2 separate regions of the Homo sapiens genome follow, and region 2 is linked to region 1. A link is an interaction called in ENCODE POLR2A ChIA-PET data of the cell type or tissue named here. Cell type or tissue: MCF 10A. All regions are shown on one strand. Each heading gives the region's core, and the rest is flanking DNA. Links, peaks and the distances in the headings are about the cores only. Region 1 overlaps LINC02402 (long intergenic non-protein coding RNA 2402). Region 2 has its middle 32 kb from the start of LINC02450.

Region 1 (12,723 bases), core at 2,867-10,866:
ATCAAGTGTTTCCTTCCTTAAGGAAGCTGGAGACCTAGATCATTAGTTCATGTGGTAAAAAATAAATTTGCAGGCTCATGTCTGCCCACGGTTTTCCACTCTCTGTTCTCTCTTTCTGGAATGTTCTACCCAGGTCTTTATAGTCTTTCCCTGGCTTCATTTGGATGTCTGTTCAGATGCCACTGCTCAGAGAGATCCCCACTGCTTCCGTGCCCTTTCTCTGCTATAATATACCAATCATTCCCTGTAATCACTTTGTTCATTAATCTATCCCTCAACTAGAATGTATGCTCTGTGAGGATAAGGACTTGTCTCCTTTACTGCTTTATCCTCAATGCCTAAAACTGTGGTCAATGCACAGTAGATGCTTAGTAAATATCTGAATAATGTATTCATGTCAACCACACTGCATTCACATTTAGCATGATAATGCTAGAAGGGAACGTAGAATTCAATCTGGTGGCTCCAAAATGATTTTTTTTTCTTTTAATCGGCAGTAAGTATTCTTTAAAGACTGTGGTAAAATCAGAAAAAGTCCTAACAGGTCTGCTTGTGCCCTGGAAGTGAGGGATGGGGCACTTTCTAGGAAAAGTTTTAGAAAACTGTTTAGAGACCACTTATCTAGACCAGTTGCTTCATTTTTCAATTGAGGATATTGAAGCCCAGAGAGGTTAGATAATTTGCTGAAAGTCACTAAGTCCAAAGTTAGTTAGTTTTCATGAGCTTCAGTCTAAATGAACACTATATTTGCAAGTTACTTCTTTTGCACCAGGCAGAGTAAAGATTCTGGTTCCAGAAGTAAGACCATCGTTTAGATTTCATGTGATGTAAACTACCCTGCCTGCAGACTCCAAGGGTCATGAAATTTCTTGAATATTACAAATCCAGGCTCCAGGTGAAGAATGCCGTTTCTTAGTTTTCTGATCTAACAACTAAAATTTGGCAAACCAGCTAATGGTATGATGTGTGTTTCCTCTACCTTCTGAAGGGAATCAAAATATTTTTCCCCAAAATATATTTCTTTGACATATTTTGGAATGACAACCAGAGAACCAGCAAAATGAGGTAACACCCTCGAAACCTGTCTTTTGCTGGGAAAATTGTAACCGCCCAATGGGTTCACCTTGCCCGCTGCCTAGACAGAGCTGATTTATCAAGACAGGGGAATTGCCATGGAGAAAGAGTAATTCACGCAGAGCCATCTGTGTAGAAGACCAGAGTCTTATTATTACTCAAATCTGTCTCCCCAAGCATTCAGGGATCAAAGTTTTTAAAGATAATTTGGTGGGTTGGAGCTTGGGAAGTGGGGAGTACTGATCGGTCAGGTTGAAGATGGAATCATGGGGGTCATGGTGAGTTTTTCTGTCTTCTGTTCCTGGGTGGGATGGCAGAACTGATTGAGCCAGATTACCAGTGTGTGTGGTATCAGCTGATCCATCCAGGGCAGGGTCTGCAAAATATCTCAAGCACTGATCTTAGGTTTTACAACACTGATGTTATCCCCAGGAACAATTTGGGGCGGTTCAGACTCTTGGAGCCAGAGGTTGCATGACCCCTAAACTGTAATTTCTAATCTTGTAGCTAGTTTATTAGTCCTGCAAAGTCAGACTGGTCCCCAGGCAAGAAGGGGGTCTTTTCGGGAAAGGGCTGTTATCAATTTTGTTTCAGAGTCAAATCATGAACCGAATTCCTTTCCAAAGTTACTGCGGCCTACGCGCAGGAATGAACAGGGACAGCTTAAAGGTTAGAAGCAAGATGGAGTGGGTTAGGTTTGATTTCTTTCACTGTCATAATTTCCTCAGCTATAATTTTGCAAAGGCAGTCAAATGTTGCATCTATAGATAATCCGCATTGATGCAGCCAGGCCTTCCCTTGTCCACGTCCAGCAAAGATTAACTGAGAGTCCGACATCTCGAAAGGCCTAAGGAAACAGTTACTAGTTCGTCTATCTGAGGGCTGCTACCCATGAGGTGTCATTTACATAACAAGACCACCTTTGCTAGCCAAGTCTCTTCTCTTCCTCCCATAACCTGTCTTGCCACTAAAACCTGACTTACACCATATGCTGTTTTTGGCCATGCACAAATCCCCCATTCTCTCTGTAACCTCAAGATGGTATAGAAGTTTCTGCGACCCACTAGGGGATTGGGTCTTCATTCTGAAGTCTCCCCATCTACAGCATACACATTAATAAATTAGCATGCCTTTCTCCAATTAGCCTGCCTTTTGTGAGTTGACTTCTTTTTTTCAGCAAACCTATCCCTTTGCTCCTAGAGTTTGGCTTAGTTGGTAGGGTCAAAATTCCATTCTTCTGGAAGCTACAGATAAGAGAATCTAGGACCTGATCCATGGGCAAAAGGGTAAGAATTTCTTACAGCCAGGCTCCCAGGATCTCTCTCTGTACAATCCAGTCAAGTGGATGGCAAAAATCACTGTTGCCTCTGCAAAATTCTGATTAATGGGAGAAGAAGACTTATGTGACTAGTCTTGGTGCAGTGACTCTAGCGTACTATTTGGTACTTTGTGATACAAATATTCATATTGTTTGATATCTTTCCTCCCAGAAATAGTCCTTTCCTTTGACTTTGGCTGTCATAAAGAGGGGCACTGGTTGAGGCTCCCTCTGTTTTTGTTCCATGTCCCTGAGAGTTTGACTTGTGACCAAATGGAAGCACTCTCTCTTGGTCTCTGCCATCCAGGGCACATGATTTTCAGATCACATTAGGTGGTCAGCCTGAAAATGACCTGGAACCCAAGATTTTCATTCCGAACGTATGATGCTTTTGGGATAGTTTGTCTTGAGATGTTCCAACCCTACAGGACTTATGTCATTTCCATTCTTGTTGCCTGGTTAGTGCCAGAAAAGTCCAATTCCAGGAAGGCATATGGGGTGTCTCAGATTAGCAGGTCTGTGACTGGTGTCCCCTTATAAATTTGTGGGTTACTAGAGGCAAACACCATCCTTAAACATCTGTCACAACAAATGCCTTTCGCTGTCTTAGCCTAATCCTGGTGTCAGAGGCAACTCCATCTTGAATAGGGGCTAGGTAAAGTAAAGCTAAGACATGCTGGGCTGCATTCCCAAATGGCTAGGCATTCTAAGTCACAGGATGAGGTAGGAGGTCGGCACAAAATACACAAGGTCATAAAGACTCTGTGGATAAAACAGGTTGCAGTAAAGAAGCCAGCCCACCAAAACCAAGATGGCAACAAGCGTGTCCTCTGGCTGTCCTCACTGGTTGTCCTCACTCCCACCAGCGTCACGACAGTTTACAAATGCCATGGCAATGTCAGAAAGTTACCCTATATGGTCTAAAAATAGAAGGCATGAATATTCCTCCCCTTGTTTAGCATATAATCAAGAAATGACCACCAGCAGCCGTCGAGGCTGCTCTATGGAATAGCCATTTTCTTTTCTTTTTTTTTTTTTTTTGAGACAGAGTCTCACTCTGTCGCCCAGGCTGGAGTGCAGTGGCATGATCTCGGCTCACTGCAACCTCTGCCTCCCAGGTTCAAGCTATTCTGCCTCAGCCTCCCTAATAGCTGGGACTACAGGTGTATGCCACAATGCCTGGCTAATTTTTGTATTTTTATTAGAGACGGGGTTTCACCTTATTGGCCAGGCTGGTCTCGAACTCCTGACCTCGTGATCCACCCGCCTCGGCCTCCCAAAGTGCTGAGATTACAGGCATGAGCCACCACGCCCGGCCGGAATAGCCATTCTTTTATTCCTTTACTTTCCTTTACTAATAAACTTCCTTTCACTTTACTCCATGGACTCGCCCTGAATTCTTTCTTGGGCAAGATTCAAGGACTCCCTCTTGGGGTCTGAATCCAGACCCCTTTCTGGTAACATTGGGAGTGGATTTTTTTTTTTTTTTTTTTTTGGGTGGGGGCAGTCTTTGGGTTTGCTTCTTCTATGCCCTCTCCAGGAAGCACCTTTTTTTCTAAACTTGGAAAATTACATCCTGGGCTTTCCGTAAAAAGGCAATTGGATTGAGTTGCTATTGGAATAATTTCCACTGGAAATTCTAGTTGTCAATGGCCAGAAGATGGATACTTTAAATTAGACTCCTAAGTTTAAAACAAACAAACAAACAAACAAACAAACAAAAACAGAGCTCTCTTATTCTAAATAATTGATGGGAAAATCAAATTAAAAGAAAGACACATAATACTGTCATGACCAACCTTAGAAATTCTCGTGATCAAATTAAATAGTAAAACTCTGACCTAAAACAAAGTTAAAATCCTGCTCTAACTGCTCTAACTGCCTACTTTGGATCCCTGCAGGATTAACAATGAGGGCTGCTTCGCTTTGTAATCCAAAAGTTAAAACGTTCCCCAAAAGCAAGAAACTATTAACTATTAGACTACCACACAGCTTGGATTAGATTTCCAGTAAGGAAATCCGTCCTTTTCGGTTTGTTTGTGTGACTTTTTGGGATGCCCATTCACCTCTCTGGAATCACCTCATGCATCCTTGGTTAAGTCATATTCTTGGTTCACTTGGGAGGATGTCTTTGGTAAAAAAATAATAATAATAATAAAATAAAAATTCAAAAGCCAGAAATATCGGCTGTTTTTCCCAGCTAAAATCTGAGAATAAGGCCAGGTGCAGTGCCTCACTCCTGTAATCCCAGCACTCGGGAGGCCAAGGTGGGTGGATCACCTGAGGTCAGGAGTTCGAGACCAGCCTAGCCAACACGGTGAAACTCTGTCTCTACTAAAAATACAAAACTTAGCTGGGCATGGTGGTGCATGACTGTACTACTACTCAGCTACTCAGCTGTACATGACTGTACTACTACCCAGCTACTCAGGAGGCTGAGGCAGGAGAATTACTTGAGCCGAGATCATGCCACTGCACTCCAGCCTGGGCGACAGAGTGAGACTCCATCTCAGAAAAATAAATAAATAAATAAATAAATAAATAAATAAATAATCTGATAATAAGAGATTTTAAGATAATTTTTTAAAGGCTCTATGGTTAACAGTTCACTTAATTAAAAGCTAATATTCAAACTACTTATATGTATAGGTATATTTTAAAGGACTTTTGGTATATGTTAAAGGACTTTTGGCTTTTTCCCGTTTGTATTCTGTTTTTAAAATTTTTTTCTCAATTGACCAACATTTTTTTTTAAGTATGTGCCTGGTCCCTCTGCTCACTTCCTTTCTTAAGAATTGTTCTCCCATTTACTTTTACTGCTCCCTGTTCTTTCTTTCCCTTTGCCATCTTTGGTACCACATGAAAAGATCTATGGGGACATCTAATGACTCAGATCCCTTATGGAACACAGAAAAAAGCATCGCTCACCCCATTTTAGGGTCTCCTGTCTTCCTGTAGAGTCTAAAGAGTTGTGGACAGATTCCTCTCAGCTCTAAAACTATGCGCTCTTTTGTATTTTATCACCTGATCTCTTGGGCTTTTGGGAGTAGCAGAGATTATTTTTTACTGAGAGGACACTTGCCCTTTGTGTCTATGATGACTGCAAGTCCCTGGCAAGAGCTACAGTTTTAGAGGTGACTGACAGCAGTCATTTACAATAAATGATTATTACGACAGGGGGCTAGTTATTTTTTTCATGTTTAAATAAGAAAGGCACAATCTAAACACTTAGAGAAATGTCTCTGTAGCACAGTGCACTGTGGAAGCATTGCATGGCCCTGCCCATGGTGTTTTCCTCTTTTGGGGGACCCACGATTCAGTTCAAGGGTGAGATCATTGGTTTTTAAAGGGTTAAATGTTCTGTCTTCCAACTACAACTGCTTTTCATGTATTTAAAATATCAGGCCCTAAAAATTGCAAATGCACTGTTGGCCCTGTTCCTTAATGGGCTCTGCCATGAGCTCAGTGATCTAGTTAGAAAACAGAACTAAATTAACAGCTATCTGCTGAAATGAAATTGTTCTCTTTATACAATTCTATGGTAAATTCCTATCATTTTGTGTTACCTTGGCTTCTTTCTTTCTTTCTTTCTTTCTTTCTTTTTTGTTTTTTGCTTTTAGTAGAGATAGGTTTTCACCATGTTGGTCAGGCTTGTCTCAAACTCCTGACCTAAAGTGATCCACCCTCCTCAGCCTCCCAAAGTGCGAGGATTACAAGCATGAGCCACTGTATCTGGTCTACCTTGGCATTCATTTTTAATCTTCCTCTAACACAAACAAACTCCTTATTGAAAAAGCTTAAATTATCTCTATGTATATGCTTTGAGATATAAATTGCTATCTGGTTTTCTCTAAAACTCAATAAGCGTTTCTCAGGATAAACCTTAAAGTTTTCCATTTATAAAGGCACAGTTTTCCTCCCGCTGTCCCTTTAAATTAGTGAGTTTTACTATTCTCATGGCTAAAATTCTAAAATCAAAACTATAAAGCCTTTATTGATGTCTGTCTATGGTTTTCTGTGTTCATGTGTATTGTCTGTTTGTATACTATCTATATGGTACCAAATTGATTTATAAATAAATGAGCACTCATAAATTAGGTAAATAAGCTTAAATGTTGTTTAAGTTCGTATGATTTTAGTAATCTTTGGCAAATAGTTTGTTAAATTGTAAATAAAAACATCTTTAGAATATAATTTAGACAATTTTGCCTGGGTCTATTGGTCAGACAGGTTTATACTGTCCTGATAAATGTTTTAAGGTCATAAAACTGTTGCTTCTATGTTATTTTTAATACTTGAATAATTTGTCTGTGAGCTTACATCTTTGGATTTGAGCCTTTAGATTCTGAAGTCTAGATAAGTGACCATAGTGGGGTGTGGGGACAACACTTAGGCCCTTTCCTCCCTTGCTCAGCTGTGCCTCTTGGCCATGCTGAGAGGGGTTATATCCTCTAAGCATTGTCTTCACAGCTCTGTTTTTTGTCCTGGACATTACATCTCGTACATGATTAAAATTGCTTACTGCTGAGGCTTTTCATAAAAAATAAGGATTATTAAGAGTAAACATTTAATTAATATATGTAATTAAAACTATTAGATATAAGAGAAACAATTCCATATGTAAAGTATATAAAGAAAGTAGGAAGGACTTTTGGTTGAAAAGAAAAGTTATAAAAAGGCATGAGAATGTGGTTTTTGTTACAGGGAAAGTAACGAAATTTACTTGGCTTCTAAAAGTTGGTTTTAGCTTTTAAAAGTTGGATTATATTAAAGAAATTTAAAAATCGATAAACTAAATGGATATAAAAAGTTGGAAAAAATGAGAAAAATTGTAAGAGGTTATAAAATATTTATAAAAATCTTATGGTTAAAACTGATTGAGATTGGATATATTTGCTTACAAGTTTTTATTAAAATTAGCATGAACATTAATTATACACTAACACAAAGGTAGAATTTGGATTTCTTTTTTGAATAAGATTTTTGTATAGTATTAATAAGAGACAGAAAAATATTTTTGTTTAACTTTTCATTAGACTACAAGAAAAAGAGAGGGGAGAGAGGGAGAGACAGATTTTTGTTTCCCTTATGGTGTTTTTGTCAGGTTTTATAATTGGGAAACTGAGTGTCCTCTCTGTTGAAGAGTAAAATGTTTTGCTTTTTAAAATGTTTTCATTATCACTTAGCTAAATTAATGACTATTATTTTATAATGATCTGTGATCCTATTTTGAGCAAGCGTTTTAAACTTTTGATATTTGACAAACTTTCCTAAATCAACGTTTCAAATTCTAAACTCAGTTTTTTTAACCTCAGACTAACTTTATTTATATTACGCCCCCTGGAAGTTCAAACGAGCTATATTAGGATTATTTAGTATGTTAAAATCATACAGGAAGCATTGTCAAATATGAAATGGTGTTTAACTTTCTTTGCATTGTATTTGTGTAAATGCATTATTAATATATATTCCAAAATTATGAGATTTCTAAAATTCTGATATATTTTAGTATATGTTAATAATAATTATGATTATTATGTTAAATTATTGCATGTCATAGAAATAACCAAATGTCCTTGTCAAATGTCATTAGCCATAGTTATTCTAAGATTTTTGTCATCCACAGACAATTATTGTTTTACTATGATTCTTCTCAAAAAGTGGTTTATAATCAGCTACAGTATAAAATTGCTTCTTTAAGAAAATGTGTGGAAAAGGCTCTGACAAGTACTCTTATTCAGGTTTCTGATAGCTTTAGAGATTATACCATTGGAATAAATAAAAACTTCCAGCATTCATGAGAATTGCTGGCCCAACATCAGGCAAAACAAGAATTAATTACATGGGACTGAACTAACAGAGGACTAAAATGATGTTTTATGATTTCTTTTGTTTGAAACACTGCTTTTTTTTTTAACGTTTTGTCTTCCAGGGTCAAGAAAACTTTTTCTTTTGAGCTATTCAAGCTTACAACAAATTGGGTAAAGTATATTTTGTGAGCAAAACCTGAAGCTTTTATATTTCTCTCTAACTCATTTCTCCAGAATTTGGAAACTATATTTTTAATTTATAGCAATATAGTTATTTGCATAAATTCAATAAAGATCTGTTGTATTTATGTTTGTTTGTTTGTTTCTCTAACAGGACACAATTGGAGATACTGGTTACTTTACAAAGCATTTAACTGGAATGGCATATTTTCCATAATGACCAGACTGCTTTGAGGAATTAAGGTTGACTTATAAAGCTCAAAAAAAGCTTCTTGGAAAGGCTGGTCTGGTATGTTGTCTGCAAGGTTCCTTTACAAGTTCCCTGACCTTTGGTAACTAAGGAATGTCACTTTCTGACAGTCCCAGGAACCTCAAATTATTTGAGCACTTTGAGGAAAGAGGAACTCACCCAATTCATACAGATATTGCAATAGTCTGATGGCAAATCCTTGGCATGGCTTCTAGCCTTGAGGCTTTTAAAAGTCTAATCTGAGATTCCTTATGAAAAAGTTCCAGCAAAGTCAGTCTTAAAAGAGTTTATATGCAGCCTGAATGACATAGTAAGAATCCCATCTCTAAAAGAAGAAGAAAAATAAATAAAAATAAAAAAGCCTATATAGCCAATCACAATTCTTGCTGCACTTTATGCAAATAACCAGGCCAAGTATAATAAGACTAAAACTTATCTTGAAAATACATTTGTCCTACTGTAATTTGTCTTTGGTAGAAATAGAGGACCGTAGAAATAAAAATTATGTTCCAAAAGAAAACTAGAGTATACCTGTTATGAGATTCCAGCTGTGTCCATTATTTTTGAGTTTTTATTATATGCCTACACTTTGGATTGAATTCTGAATTTTTTTCTGGCCACACGTCTCCAAACTAATATTTCCAAATGCTTCTTTCGTTTTCCTGACTTGGAATCACTAGACACTAAAACTGTGCTTTTCTTAAAGCCTTGCAAACTGAAGCTAAGCAACTTAAATGAACTTCAGGAGAAATCCAAGCAACTTTTATAAATCATCTTCTCACCTCCTGATGTATGGACTACTCAGAAAGTTTACTTGAACACTTAATTCAAACTACAATCCAGAAAAATCTGTCAGATTGCCATTGCAATTTGAAGATGCTTCAGAGACTCTAGAAAAATTAGTCTATAGAGTACTCCAGATATTAACCTTTTTCTTCTTTTTCCATAGAAATGCCTCTTATTAAAGATCTGTTTGCCTACATCATATGTAGAGGCCTATCCTATCTGCAATGCCACCTCTTAGAATGGGACACAGCCATTTAACTAAACTGATCTATTCTCAGGGCTAAGAGGCTGATTAAAGAAGATATGGGTTGATATATTTAAAGTCGTTCTTTTGTGTTTATCCCAATTTGTCTCCACTCCTTTGTCTAGCAACATCTAGCCCAAATCCCTCCAGTGGGATCAACTTGGTTTTTAATATGTGAAAATTTTTTAACGTTTCAAAGTGGAGTCTGAAGGAAAGAAAAATATTTTTCCTCAAAATACACTTCTTTGACATATTTTTGAGATGGCTACCAGAGAGCCAGCAAAATGAAGTAGCACCCTCCAAACCTGTGGTTTGTGGAGAAAATTTGCATCTGTAGAAAATCTGCATTGATGCAGCCAGACACTCCCTCATCCAGACCCAGCAAACATTAACTGAGAGTCTGACATCTTTAAAGGACTGGGCGGGGGAGAAATTTACCATTTAATCTCACTGAGGACTGCTACCTCTGAGGTTCCATTTACATAATAAGATCACTTTTGCTAGCCAAGTCTCCTGTTCTCTCCTTCCCATAACCTGTCTTGCCACTAAAACCCAATTTACCATCACAACTTGTTTTTGGCCATGCACCAAGTCCCCATTCTTTCTGTCATCTTGAGATGGCATATAAGCTTCTGCACCCCAGTGGGGAGTTGGGTCTTCATTCTGAAGTGTTCCCATCTACAATGTAAACATTAATGATAAATTAGCATACTCTTTCTCCAATTAGCCTGCCTTTTGTGGAGTGATTTGAACCTTCTGAGGACAAAGAGGAAGTTTTCCTTTTACCCTTGCACTTCTTTACAGCTTCCTTGACCAGGCCCTTGCTTACACACCCAGGATCTCAGCCTCATCTCATTTTGCAGCACATTGATGTTCCTGTCTTCCCCCAGTCCTCCTCTTCGCCATACAAAGTTGTGCCACACATGTTCTGCATCTGTCAGAATGACCTGCAGCTACACACTCCAAAATACTTACACACACAGTATCTCCTGAGGATGTACATAGGTTCACTCTCTCTCTCTCTCTCACACACACACACACACACCACACACACACACACACACACACACACACACACCACTCAGCTCTTACTATCCTAGGACTCTCGGTCGGGTCTTTGACAAGCCAAGCCTCCCCTTGCTTGCTGTGTCTTTCCCCCTCCTCTAGGCTCTGCCAGGCATGACTCATTTGCCACTTTACTCCATCCCATGGTTCCTGTAGATGGCAGGGGGAAGTGGGATCATTGGCCGTGAGTACCAAATGATCTATTATTATGGAAAATTCTTTTCCAGATGAAACTCCTTGGCCATCTGGCAAAATGTGTAATGAGGGGAAACCAAAAGGAGAAGGAAAAACCCATGAAACATTTGCTCATTTCAGGTTGGGAAGGAAGATAAAAACAGAATATGGTCTACTCAAATGCATCTACTAACACAAAGCATAAGACAGAGCAGCCTATATTAGTGAAAGAAGCATCTGTATTTCACCCCTGTGCACATAATAGTTATTATTGGTTTAGAGATGGGGTCTCGCTATATTGCCCAGGCTGGATTTGAAGTCCTGGGCTCAGCCTCAAGCTTCCATCTCAGCCTCCCACCTCAGTCTCCCAAGTAGCTGGGACTACAGGCATGCACCACCATACCTGGCTGATAATATTTATTTATTTTTTTTTTTTGAGACAGAGTTTTGCTTTGTTGCCCAGGCTGGAGTGCAGTGGTGCAATCTCGGCTTACTGCAACCTCCGCCTCCCAGATTCAAGCGATTCTCTTGCCTCAGTCTCCCGAGTAGCTGGGATTACAGGCATACACCATCACGCCCAGCTAATTTTTTGTATTTTCAGTAGAGACAAGGTTTCACCATGTTGGCCAGGCTGGTCTCAAACTCCTGACCTCAAGTGATCCACCTGCCTCAGCCTCCCAAAGTTCTGGGATTATACGCGTGAGCCACAGTGCCTCGCCTGGCTCATAATATTTAAATTGTAGATTTGAAACTAACTTTTGCCAGGAGAAACTTGTGAGAGGCAATATTTTTAATGGTGTTAGTTGGGGAGAACATTTGCATTTTTGCCTGATACAATGTGTGAATAACATTTATTTGCCTTGCTCTTCCTAAGTAAAAGTAAAAACCATTCTGTGATTTTTGTTTATGTTAATTTATGAAAAACATTTTAATGTCAAAAATAAAAAATTATCTAACATTTCCATTTTATGCCCATATTCTGAATATGTACTCTCCCTGATTTTTAAATATTCTACTCATGTAACCTGAAATCAGAACAGCAAGTCCCAAGGACAGAGTTAGAATCATAATATATTCCTTCTCTTATAAAGCTATAGATCAGCCACAGTGAAGATTTGTCCACTTTATTTCCAACTGAGACAGAATTTTGGCATGAGACAGAGAAAGAATGTGCTTTATGAGAAACAGACAATGCTGACTTTTCCTCAACTTGGCTCTGACAAGCAGAAAGTTATTTTCCAGTAATGAAAGTACAAGAATATTTCTGTTTGGATAATAATCATATTTGAATTAGTCACATGAAAATGGGATATGAATTATCCATGTCAAAAGGGGAAAAGAGAGTGGTGATTATCAAAACACTTTCAAGGTCCTCTTAGTTTTCCTGGTATGCAAAAAGATGCCAGTATGCAAATTTCAAAACATCTTAATCAGCCTTTCAAGAATAAATCATTCCTGAGTCCTTAGATCCCTAGGGAGGGGCCCAAGACTCAGCATTTTATCTGCCTAAGAAGACCAAGATCTTTCTGTTGGGTGCCCATTCCCATATGTGAAACTTTCAACTTTGACTCTGCCTTTTAGATCCTTGTTTCTTTCCTGATTGTAGCTACATCGTGCTCTTTATTATTTGCAGTCCTTGGCTCTGGTCTCCCACCTCTTGCACACGCCACAAATTTCCCCTCAAGGAATGAGTCTATGACTGTGAAAGAAAAAAAGAAGAAAACCTCCCATTTCCCAGCTTGGTGAGGAACTGTGTGTTTACACTTTTCCCTCTTCCCCTCTGTATCTTCATCTGCTTCTTGGAGTGGTGACAATGCCAACT
Region 2 (12,723 bases), core at 1,684-9,683, 110 kb before region 1:
GTAGGACACCGCCATATGTAATCAAAATACCGAAGAGGATTTATTTCATGCATTAAATAAATTCAAGCTAATTAGCAATCATGTTCACTTCCTTCCAAAACTGTACCATACTATGGCTCATAACAAAATATGTCATATTCCACAATTGGAAAGTCCCTTAGCTCCAAGAATTCTGTTGCCACCCAAACTCAACACTTTTACTTACAGGAAAAATTATTTTAAAATTATATTTAAAATGTGTTCTCTGTGTCTAATCATTTTACTTCATTTTGTACACCCACTTAAAATTTGAATCATGACTAGGAAGAGGGTGGTCTTTCTCACTCTGCAGTTTTTTAGTAGGTTATTTTAAAGATATTTACGCTGTATAAAATAAAAAGGAAATAGACAATGCTGACAGTTTGCCTGGTCAATGTGAAATGTTGGCATAATTCCACTCTCGGCTCTGCAGGATTCTAAAAAGATGAGCTCATGTATTTAGTGTAGGATTTAACCTTCACTTCTGTCCCCTCAGGGATTCTTCCATTCATGGAGTTCCTTCTGAAATCGGGACAGAAGATGAGTTTGTGCAACAATACCTAAGAATGTATGCGGTGAAGTGGGTGGTATTGAATAATCAGCTTGTTAGGTATTCTCAGGCTTGTACAAAAGCTGGTTAGGTCTGGCTTGAGGGAATATTAGGTTAAAACAGGCCAGTTTAGACAACTTCATGTAGTTGCTCTGTAACATAAAAATAATGTCCATCTCCTTGCTGGATGCTCAAAGGGTAGAGGGGAAACAAGTGAATTTGCTACTCTGTGTGTGATTTCAATCAACAAGGAAGAACTGGTGATATGGAAGCTACTAAAACCTTGGAAGAGATAGTGTTAGCTTCAAGTTGAACAAAAACAAAGAAAGAGAGAATAGATACATGTGTGTTCTCTTAGACTCTAGATAGAATATTTTAAAATCAGAGAAAAGAGCCTATGGAAGATGCAACTATAAAAAGAAACACATCTCAAGAAACTCTAAAAATTACAATCTCTACTAAAAAAAAATTCCTGAGCAATCTTTAGGTAAAGAAGAACTGAATTAAAGACTGTGATTGCACAGGCTGCTTGTTTATGAGTTTCAATTTTAGAAGAACTTGAACACAAGCAGTCCAACCAGCTCCACAGCCTGGCTCCCGCTTGCCCTGCCAGAATGCCTCCTCCATATCCTGCACCCTCACAACACAGCTAAGAGCTTTTACTTATCGAGCATTTACTATGAGTCAGGGCAAGTTGTTAACTGCTTTTAAATATCATTTAATCCTCACCATGACTCTGCAAAGTAAGTACTGTTATCTCTAATCTAAAGATCAGACAACTGAGGTTCAGAAAGATTAGGTACATTGCCTTATATCACGCAGCTAATGAGCAGCAGAGCTGGAATTCCTATAAATAGGTTTATATTGTATAAATAACTTATAAGGATGGTGTAATGAACAGACGGGAAGATGACATAACATTAGCCGAGGACAACAATAATAATGAAAATTAAGACTCCGTGTCTGGCTGCAGTGGCTTACAACTTTAATCCCAGCACTCTGGGAGGCTGAAGCAGGAGGATTGCTCATGGGACCAGTTTGAGACCAGTCTGGGCAACATAGTAAGACCCCATCTCCACCAAAAATTTAAAAATTAGCCAGGTGTGGTGACCCATGCCTAAAGTCCCAACTACTCAGGAGGCTAAAGTGGGAGGATCACTTGAGCCCCAGAGTTTAAGACCACAGTGAGCCAAGATCACAACACTGCACTCCAGTCTGGGTGGCAGAGTAAGACCCTGTCGCTAAAAAAGAAAAAAAAAAAAAACTTAACGTGCACTTAGTCTAAATATTTCACCTCTACAGTTATTTCTCTATATCTGTTTTCTCTATGTTCCCAGTAACCCTATGCAGTAGGAAATTTTATTACCCCATTTTGCACAGGGGAAAACAGATTAAATAACCTACCTAATGTTACACAGCAGGATTTTGAGCCCATGCTCTTAAACAGTAGGTTATAATGCCTTGTAAAAAGAGGCAGTATTGGCTGATTCCTCTTTAACTTCAATTAGTCATTCAGCAAACATTTCTTAACCACCTGCTGGGAGTCCAGCACGTTTTTAAGCACTGGAGACGCAACAGAGAGCAAAACGAACAACACAGACAACTGAAACGTCCTGCTTCCACAGAACTTAAATTCTGGTGGGAGAGTCAGATGAAAAACAAGATGGTATAAAATGTGAGGTACATTAGATAGTGATAAGTAGTGCTAAGGAGAAAAAGCAGAGAAGGAAATAGAAAGTATGCATAGGAGAATGAAATTTTAGAGAAAGTATCTGCAAAAGTCTTCACTAAAACTTTTGAATAAACACCTGAAGGGAGTGAGGCCATGAGCCACGTGGGTATCTGGACAAAGGACATTTTGAGCATGGGAATGGCAAGTGCAAATGTCCTGAGGCAAAAGCCTATCTGGTGAACTCAGGAAAGCAGTGTGACTAAAACAGAAGGAGGAAACGTGATGGAAGAGGAGGTCAGAGAGTAACTTGGGATAGAAGTAACAGGGAGCCAGATCATTTAAGGCTTTGTAGGTCATGCATAGGGCATTGGCTTTTATCTGAGCAATCTGGAAAAGCATTGCAGTATTATGAGTAGAGGAATGACATGATATGGCCTATGTATTGGAAAGATTACACTAGCTGCTGTGTGGAAAACAGATAACAGAGCAAAGGTGAAAGCAGGGAGACCAGTTAGGAAGCTATTACAAATATCCAATGAGAGATGATGGTGGTTCACCTAAGATGGTAGCCATGGAGGAGATGAGTGACCTGATTTGGGACATATCTTAAAGCTAGAGCCAATAGGATTTGTTGATAGTGTGAGACAAAAGATGAATCAATTAACTCCAAGGTTTGGGGGCTAATCAACTAAAAGAATGGAATTGCCATCTTAGAGATAAAGAAGACCATGGGAGTAGCAGTTTCTTTGAGAGGAGAGATGGATATCAGTTGTTCAGTTTGATCTTGTTCAATTTGTGATGCCTATTTGATATCCAAGTAGAAATTCTGATTAGGCAATGGGGGTATGAAGTACAAGTCTGAAATTCTATGGAGTGTCCAGGCTGAAGATAGATATAAATTTGGGAATTATCAACATGAAAATGTTACTTGAAGCCATGAGGCTGGATAAGATCATTTAGGGAGAGACAGAAAGAGAAGAAGACCAAGAATGAACACTGGGGTGTTCCAATATTTAGAGGTTAGAGTTAAGGAAGAACCAGTAGAGGAGACATCACTTTGCAAAAAGGTTAATGGAAACCAGAAGAGTGTGGTGTCCTTGAAGCTAAATGAAAAAATATTCCAAGGAAGAGAGATCAACCTACTACGTTAAATGCCTCTAACAGGCCAAGGAGAGGAAGACTGATAATTTGATCACTGTTTTTGAAAATGTGGTTGTCGCTGGTGACCTTAACAAGAGCAGTAGAGTAGAGAGGTGAAAGACTGACCACAGTCATGGAGACCTCAAGTGCAGACAATACATTTGATAAATTTTCCTATGACAGAAAATAGAAAAACAGAGCAACTGAAGAGGGAAATAAGGTCTATAGAGACCTGTGTTGAAGAGGAAAGAAATAATGCCTAAATTCTGGTAGGAATGATCCAATGCAAAGGCATTATTTGGTGATAAAAAGGAGCAGAGAGAATCCTGGCAGCAGTGCCCTTGAGTAGGCAAAAGCAATGAGATTCAGTGCCCGAGTGGAGGAATACAAGCCAAAGAGAAGGTACAGCATGTAGATAGAGATGTACATGGGTGACTAGGTGTGCTGAGAGGAACTTGTGGAGGTTTTCTTGCCATGGCTCCAATTTCTTTGGTGGATTGGAAAGCAAGGTCATCAGTTGAAACTCAGTGAGGGAGGAGACGTTAAAGCTCTGAAGAGAAGAAAGAGGAAATTAAATCATTGTCTAGGCAAACAGAAAATTATATGCAAAGGAAATACAGTCAAGCTGATGGGAGGAATCATGGTTCACTTGAGGTTACTGATCACGAATTTGAAGTGTGAACAGGCAGCACAGTTTTTTTTTTTCTTAGCTGTGTCTGAAAGGGGTAAAAGAGGGCCAAAATCTAGTCTGTGTCTCATGCCCAGAGAAGACACCTTTTCTTAATTCATCCACCCAGAAGGGTTGCCTCTGGTGTTTGACTGGTGGAGACACTAGATTGAAGGTCCTGGGAGTGTTGAAAGATTGTTGGAGCTAGGCTGCTGCAAGAAGTGGGCTATAAAGATGAAAAACATGATCTAGGAGCTGAATGTTTGAAATTAAGATTCTGGCAAGGTTCAAGTTAAGCATAAGCACAAGATCCACTGGTGTAAGACCATGTGAAAGTTTCAGAACCAAAATGGAGTTACTAGTGTTTAAAAGAAAAAAAGCTCTTTTGCTCCCTCTATCACCATGTGATACCCTGGCTCCTGCCTTCACCTTCCACCATGACTGTAAGCTCCCTGAGGCCTCGCCAGAAGCTGAGCAGATGCTAGCGCCATGCTTCCTGTACAGCCTACAGACACCCTCTGGAGGAAAAACCAGCTGAAAAATTTGAAAGGCCTAATTTGTGGCTGCATCACCCATATTAATTCATCCTTATGGAAAGACTGTGCAGGCACTGCTCTAAGAGTTAGGATTCAGTTTTCAAGGAGCCAATAGTGGGCAAAGAAATACCAATCTAATGTCAACTAATGGCAAATGAATGAAGTCTAAGATTCCTGAACATGCTTGACATTTCCTAAACCACACATTTTGGTTCTCTATGATCTATGATACAGGGATATATAGTTGTTTCATGAAAGGCTGTGGGGCTTCTCTTTTGTAACCACCAGTCAGCATCCCAAGGAGGCAGCCCTGCTGACAGATGCCAGGTGTGAACCATAAGGAGCAAAGACAGATGATTTGTCTGAAACTTAAGCATGCCCAGCCTTAGATCTTTCCATTCAAAGTTTACAGTCCAAAAGCCTGACTCACTAAGGCACTGAACCAAAGAAAATAAAGACGGCAAGTGTGGATATTTTCTATGAAGTTTTATCCCTTGCCCTTCTTTCCTCCTCACTGAACACCTCAGTCTTAAGGAACTATTTTCAATTCCCCAAAACATGTTCTAGGACTCTGTGTCTGCGCCACACGTATTTGTGAAGTTATGCCCTGCAGGAAGACAGGGGTTTAAGTGGATCTGCAAAACAGCCAAGGAGTCAGGGAATTCCCTTTCCAAGTCAAAAAAAGGGGTGACAGACAGCAACTGGAAATTCGGGTCACTCTCACCCTAATACTGTGCTTTTGCAATGGTCTTAGCAAACAGCACACCAGGAGATTATATCCCGCGCCTGGCTCAGAGGGTCCTACGCCCATGGAGCCTCGCTCATTGCTAGCACAGCAGTCTGAGATCAAACTACAAGGCAGCAGTGAAGCTGGGGGAGGGGCACCCGCCATTGCCAAGGCTTCAGTAGGTAAACAAAGCGGCCCAGAAGCTCGAACTGGGTGGAGCCCACCACAGCTCAAGGAGGCCTGCCTGCCTCTGTAGACTCCACCTCTGGGGGTAGGGCATAGCCAAACAACAGGCAGCAGAAACCTCTGCAGACTTAAATGTCCCTGTCTGACAGCTTTGAAGAGAGTAGTGGATCTCCCAGCATGCAGCTGGAGATCTGAGAATGGACAGACTGCCTCCTCAAGTGGGTCCCTGACCCCCGAGTAGCCTAACTGGGAGGCACACCCCAGTAGGAGCAGACTGACACCTCACACGGCCAGGTACTCATCAGAGACAAAACTTCCAGAGGAACGATCAGGCAGCAACATTTGCTGTTCACCAATATCTGCTGTTCTGCAGCCTCTGCTGCTGATACCCAGGCAAACAGGGTCTGGACTAGACCTCCAGCGAACTCCAACAGACCTGCAGCTGAGGGTCCTGACTGTTAGAAGGAAAACTAACAAACAGAAAGGACATCCACACCAAAACCCCATCGGTATGTCACCATCGTCAAAGACCAAAGGTAGATAAAACCACAAAGATGGGGGAAAAACAGAGCAGAAAAGCTGGAAACTCTAAAAATCAGAGCACCTCTCCTCCTCCAAAGGAACGCAGCTCCTCACCAGCAACGGAACAAAGCTGGACAGAGAATGACTTTGACAAGTCGAGAGAAGAAGGCTTCAGACAATTGAACTACTCTGAGCTAAAGGAAGAAGTTCGAACCCACGGCAAAGAAGTGAAAAACCTTGAAAACAAATTAGACAAATGGCTAACTAGAATAATCAATGTAGAGAAGTCCTTAAAGGACCTGATGGAGCTGAAAACCATGGCACGAGAGCTACATGATGAATGCACAAGCCTCAGTAGCCGAGTCCATCAAGTGGAAGAAGGGGTTTCAGTGATGGAAGATCAAATGAGTGAAATGAAGCAAGAAGTTTAGAGAAAAAAGAATAAAAAGAAACAAACAAAGCCTCCAAGAAATATGGGACTATGTGAAAAGACCAAATCTACTTCTGATTGGTGTATCTGAAAGTGACAGTGAGAATGGAACCAAGTTGGAAAACACTCTGCAGGATATTATCCAGCAGAACTTCCCCAATCTAGCAAGGCAGGCCAACATTCAAATTCAGGAAATACAGAGAATGCCACAAAGATACTCCTCGAGAAGAGCAACTCCAAGACACATAATTGTCAGATTCACCAAAGTTGAAATGGAGGAAAAAATGTTAAGGGCAGCCAGAGAGAAAGGTCAGGTTACCCACAAAGGGAAGCCCATCAGACTAACAGCTGATCTCTCAGCAGAAACTCTACAAGCCAGAAGAGAGTGGGGGCCAATATTCAACATTCTTAAAGAATTTTCAACCCAGAATTTCATATCCAGCCAAATTAAGCTTCATAAGTGAAGGAGAAATAAAATACTTTACAGACAAGCAAATGCTGAGAGATTTTGTCACCACCAGGCCTGCCCTAAAAGAGCTCCTGAAGGAAGCACTAAACATGGAAAGAAACAACTGGTACCAGCCACTGCAAAAACATGCCAAATTGTGAAGACCACTGAGGCTAGGAAGAAACTGCATCAACTAAGCAAAATAACCAGCTGACATCATAATGACTGGATCAAATTCACACATAACAATATTAACCTTAAATGTAAATGGGCTAAATGCTCCAATTAAAAGACACAGACTGGCAAATTGGATAAAGAGTCAAGACCCATCAGTGTGCTGTATTCAGGAAACCCATCTCATGGGCAGAGACACACATAGGTCAAAATAAAGGGATGGAGGAAGATCTACCTAGCAAATGGAAAACAAAAAAAGGCAGGGGTTGCAATCCTAGTCTCTGATAAAACAGACTTTAAACCAACAAAGATCAAAAGAGACAAAGAAGGCCATTACATAATGGTAAAGGGATCAATTCAACAAGAAGAGCTAACTATCCTAAATATATATGCACCCAATACAGGAGCACCCAGATTCATAAAGCAAGTCCTTAGTGACCTACAAAGAGACTTAGACCCCCACACATCATAATAATGGGAGACTTTGACACCCCACTGTCAACATTAGATCAATAAGACAGAAAGTTAACAATGATATCCAGGAACTGAACTCAGCTCTGCACCAAGCGGACCTAATAGACATCTACAGAACTCTCCACCCCAAATCAATAGAATATACATTCTTTTCAGCACCACACCACACCTATTCCAAAACTGACCACATAGTTGGAAGTAAAGCACTCCTCAGCAAATGTAAAAGAACAGAAATTAAAACAAACTGTCTCTCAGACCACAGTGCAATCAAACTAGAACTCAGGATTAAGAAGCTCACTCAAAACTGCTCAACTACATGGAAACTGAACAACCTGCTCCTGAATGACTACTGGGTAAATAACAAAATGAAGGCAGCAATAAAGATGTTCTTTGAAACCAATGAGAACAAAGACACAACATACCAGAATCTCTGGGACACATTCAAAGTAGTATGTACAGGGAAATTTATAGCATCAAATGGCCACAAGAGAAAGCAGGAAAGATCTAAAATTGACACCCTAACATCACAATTAAAAGAACTAGAGAAGCAAGAGCAAACACATTCAAAAGCTAGCAGAAGGCAAGAAATAACTAAGATCAGAGCAGAACTGAAGGAAATGGAGAAAAAAAAAACCCTTCAAAAAATCCATGAATCCAGCAGCTGGTTTTTGAAAAGATCAACAAAATTGATAGACCACTAGCAAGACTAATAAAGAAAAAAAGAGAGAAGAATCAAATAGATGCAATAAAAAATGATAAAGGGGATATCACCACCAATCCCACAGAAATACAAACTACCATCAGAGAATACTATAAACACCTCTATGCAAACAAACTAGAAAATCTAGAAGAAATGGATAAATTCCTGGACACATACACCCTCCCAAGACTAAACCAGGAAGAAGTTGAATCTCTGAATAGACCAATAATAGGCTCTGAAATTGAGGCAATAATTAATAGCTTACCAACCAAAAAGAGTCCAGGACCAGATGGACTCACAGCCAAATTCTACCAGAGGTACAAGGAAGAACTGGTACCATTCCTTCTGAAACTATTCCAATCAATAGAAAGAGAGGGAATCCTCCCTAACTCATTTTATGAGGCCAGCATCATCCTGATAACAAAGCCTGGCAGAGACACACAAAAAAGAGAATTTTAGACCAATATCCTTGATGAACATCGATGCAAAAATCCTCAATAACATACTGGCAAAACGAATCCAGCAGCACATCAAAAAGCTTATCCACCATGATCAAGTGGGCTTCATCCCTGGGATGCAAGGCTGGTTCAACACATGCAAATCAATAAATGTAATCCAGCATATAAACAGAACCAATGACAAAAACCATACAATTGTCTCAATAGATGCAGAAAAGGCCTTTGACAAAATTCAACAACTCTTCATGCTAAAAACTCTCACTAAATTAGGTATTGATGGGACATATTTCAAAATAATAAGAGCTATCTATGACAAAACCACAGCCAATATCATACTGAATGGACAAAAACTGGAAGTGTTCCCTTTGAAAACTGGCACAAGACAGGGATGCCCTCTCTCACCACTCCTATTCAACATAGTGTTGGAAGTTCTGGCCAGGGCAATTAGGCAGGAGAAGGAAATAAAGGGTATTCAATTAGGAAAAGAGGAAGTCAAATTGTCCCTGCTTGCAGATGACATGATTGTATATCTAGAAAACCCCACTGTCTCACCCCAAAATCTCCTTAAGCTGATAGGCAACTTCAGCAAAGTCTCAGGATACAAAATCAATGTGCAAAAATCACAAGCATTCTTATACACCAATAACAGACAGAGAGCCAAATCATGAGTGAACTCCCATTCACAATTGCTTCAAAGAGAATAAAATACATAGGAATCCAACTTACAAGGGATGTGAAGGACCTCTTCAAGGAGAACTACAAAACACTGCTCAATGAAATAAAAGAGGATACAAACAAATGGAAGAACATTCCATGCTCATGGATAGGAAGAATCAATATTGTGAAAATGGCCATACTGCCCAAGGTAATTTATAGATTCAATGCCATCCCCATCAAGCTACCAATGACTTTCTTCACAGAATTGGAAAAAACTAAAGTTCATATGGAATCAAAAAAGAGCCCGCATCGCCAAGTCAATCCTAAGCCAAAAGAACAAAGCTGGAGGCATCACACTACCTGACTTCAAACTATACTACAAGGCTACAGTAACCAAAACAGAGATATAGATCAATGGAACAGAACAGAGCCCTCAGAAATAATGCCGCATATCTACAACTATCTGATCTCTGACAAACCTGACAAAAACAAGCAATGGGGAAAGGATTCCCTATTTAATAAATGGTGCTGGGAAAACTGGCTAGCCATATGTAGAAAGCTGAAACTGGACCCCTTTCTTAAACCTTATACAAAAATTAATTCAAGATGGATTGAAGACTTACATGTTAGACCTAAAACCATAAAAACCCTAGAAGAAAACCTAGGCAATACCATTCAGGACATAGGCATGGGCAAGGATTTCATGTCTGAAACACCAAAAGCAATGGCAACAAAAGCCAAAATTGACAAATGGGATCTAATTAAACTAAACAGCTTCTGCACAGCAAAAGAAACTACCATCAGAGTGAACAGGCAACCTATAGAATGGGAGAAAATTTTTGCAATCTACTCATCTGACAAAGGGCTAATATCCAGAATCTACAATGAACTCAAACAAATTTACAAGAAAAAAACAAACAACCCCATCAAAAGTGGGCAAAGGACATGAACAGACACTTCCCAAAAGAAGACATTTATGCAGCCAAAAGACACATGAAAAAATGCTCATCATCACTGGCCATCAGAGAAATGTAAATCAAAACCACAATGAGATACCATCTCACACCAGCTAGAATTGTGATCATTAAAAAATAAAATAAAATAAAATAAAGAATTGTGATCATTAAAAAGTCAGGAAACAACAGGTGCTAGAGAGGATGTGGAGAAATAGGAACACTTTTACACTGTTGGTGGGACTGTAAACTAGTTCAACCATTGTGGAAGTCAGTGTGGTGATTCCTCAGGGATCTAGAACTAGAAATACCATTTGACCCAGCCATCCCATTACTGGGTATATACCCAAAGGACTATAAATCATGCTGCTATAAAGACACATGCACACATATGTTTATTGTGGCACTATTCACAATAGCAAAGACTTGGAACCTAGCCTAATGTCCAACAATGATAGACTGGATTAAGAAAATGTGGCACATATACACCATGGAATCCTATGCAGCCATAAAAAAGGATGAGTTCATGTCCTTTGTAGGGACATGGATGAAGCTGGAAACCATCATTCTCAGCAAACCATCTCAGGGACAAAAAAACAAACACCACATATTCTCACTCATAGATGGGAATTGAGCAATGAGAACACATGGACACAAGAAGGGGAACATCACACACCGGGGCCTATTGTGGGGTTGGGGGAGTGGGGAGGGATAGCATTAGGAGATATACCTAATGTTAAATGACGAGTTAATGGGTGCAGCACACCAACATGGCACATGTATACATATGTAACAAACCTGCACATTGTGCACCTGTACCCTAAAACTTAAAGTATAATAAAAAAATATATATATGCATAATTAGATTAATGCAGACGAATATGCAGTTTCATTCCATGCTGTAATATATTCTATGCATTGTGCATACCTTTACATGCATTGTCAATATTTCTGAATGTCAACAAAATTATAATTTTGAAATTTAAAAAGATGCAATTGTTTGGAAAATCAGCAAAGTAGAAAAAAATGAGTTAAGAGACTTTGTTTCCACTGGAATTAACAGCAACCTGTGCACTCAATATCCTTATCTAATGACAGCTTTTGCAAAGTCTTGCCAAATGTATATAAAGGCTGAATATGGAAACATATAAAGATTGCATATAGGTTTAAACATTTAAAGCATAAATCTCTATTTACCGTGCTGTGTTATGAATAACCATACATTAATAAAAAATGCTCAAAGTAAAAAAACAAATTTAAAAAACCTTTACAAACAGAACCAGGGAAGGCCACGAAATGAGGGTTCTCCTGGCTAGGATGCCTGATAGTAAAAACTATCATGAAAGACTACAAAAACTACAACCTTGCACAAAGGCCATTGCAACCTCACACAAAAAAAAATACTTCTGCAAGGACATCTGCACAGCAACTGCTTGTCCAACCTTGAACTGGTGTCACCCTTGTTATTGGTCTCTGTAGCCAGGGATAATTATTTCAAAATGATTATGTATTCCTCATTTTTTCCTTTAAAAACCTTTATCAGCAGTGGCACATGCCTGTAATTCCAGCTACTAAGAAGGCTGACATGGGAGGATTACTTGAGCCTAGGAAGTCGAGGCCAGCTGGGGCAACATAGTGAGACCTTGTCTCTAAAAATAAAAAATTTTAAAAAAACATAAAAAATCTTTGTCTTCCTTTACCTCCCTGAATACGCACAGAGTTTACCATGGCACACATATTCACAAGGCGTTGCTCTATTTGCAAATAAACATATTTCTTAGAGAGCTCATTATTTAGGTTGACAACTACAAGAGATAGTTTCTGAGATGAGACAGAGGACAAGATAAGCAGAGGAGAAAAAGTCAAGAATCCTCTACCTGTCTATTTACATTACTAACAATTAAATAAATAATGATGAGAGAATGGCAGTGAGCCACAAGCTAAAAAGTCCTCAAGAAATCAGGCAGAGTGACCCAAGGTGTCCTTATGGACTACAGCAAGGGAGCAGGGATATAGGGTGATCTAAATTGACAACATGAGATTTATAACAGATTTTAAGGAGGAGAGAGAGAAAGGTCTAGAGGCAGAAGTGTTTTTTGGTTTGGGGGGTGTCACTCTGTTGCCCAGGCTGGAGTGCAGTGGCATGATCATAGCTCACTGCAACCTCCACCTCCTGAGTTCAACTAACTGATCCTCCCATCTCAGACTCTCAAGCAGCTGGGACTACAGGCATGCGCCACCATGTCCAGCTAATTTTTGTATTTTTAGTAAAGATGTGGTTTCAGTATGTTGCCCAGGCTGACCTCCAACTCCTGGGCTCAAGAGATCCACCCACCTTCACCTCCCAAAGTGCTGGGATTACAGGTGTGAGCCACTGTGCTGGCAGAAATTAAGGCAAAATAATTCACCCA

What was found. Peaks named below come from ENCODE experiments on the same cell type or tissue, not always from the same donor. Only the 100,000 strongest peaks of a DNase experiment are listed, where the experiment ranks them.
Region 2: POLR2A ChIA-PET joins it to region 1 with 5 read pairs; 3 of 35 experiments call an interaction of 5 or more read pairs at or near these places.

What each region holds. Positions count from the first base shown.
Region 1 is chr12:42,611,776-42,624,498 of GRCh38, reverse strand. LINC02402 (long intergenic non-protein coding RNA 2402) reads left to right here. Exons shown (of 6, transcript NR_110042.1): 6 at 8,537-8,996. Among named protein-coding and RNA genes, the nearest start is that of LINC02402, 28 kb to the left of the region's middle. RefSeq lists a silencer at 12,686-12,723. In MCF 10A, for the core only: no CTCF peak of the experiment used is centred there; no DNase peak of the experiment used is centred there.
Region 2 is chr12:42,718,258-42,730,980 of GRCh38, reverse strand. No RefSeq gene overlaps it. Among named protein-coding and RNA genes, the nearest start is that of LINC02450, 32 kb to the right of the region's middle. In MCF 10A, for the core only: no CTCF peak of the experiment used is centred there; a DNase peak (open chromatin) is centred at 4,980.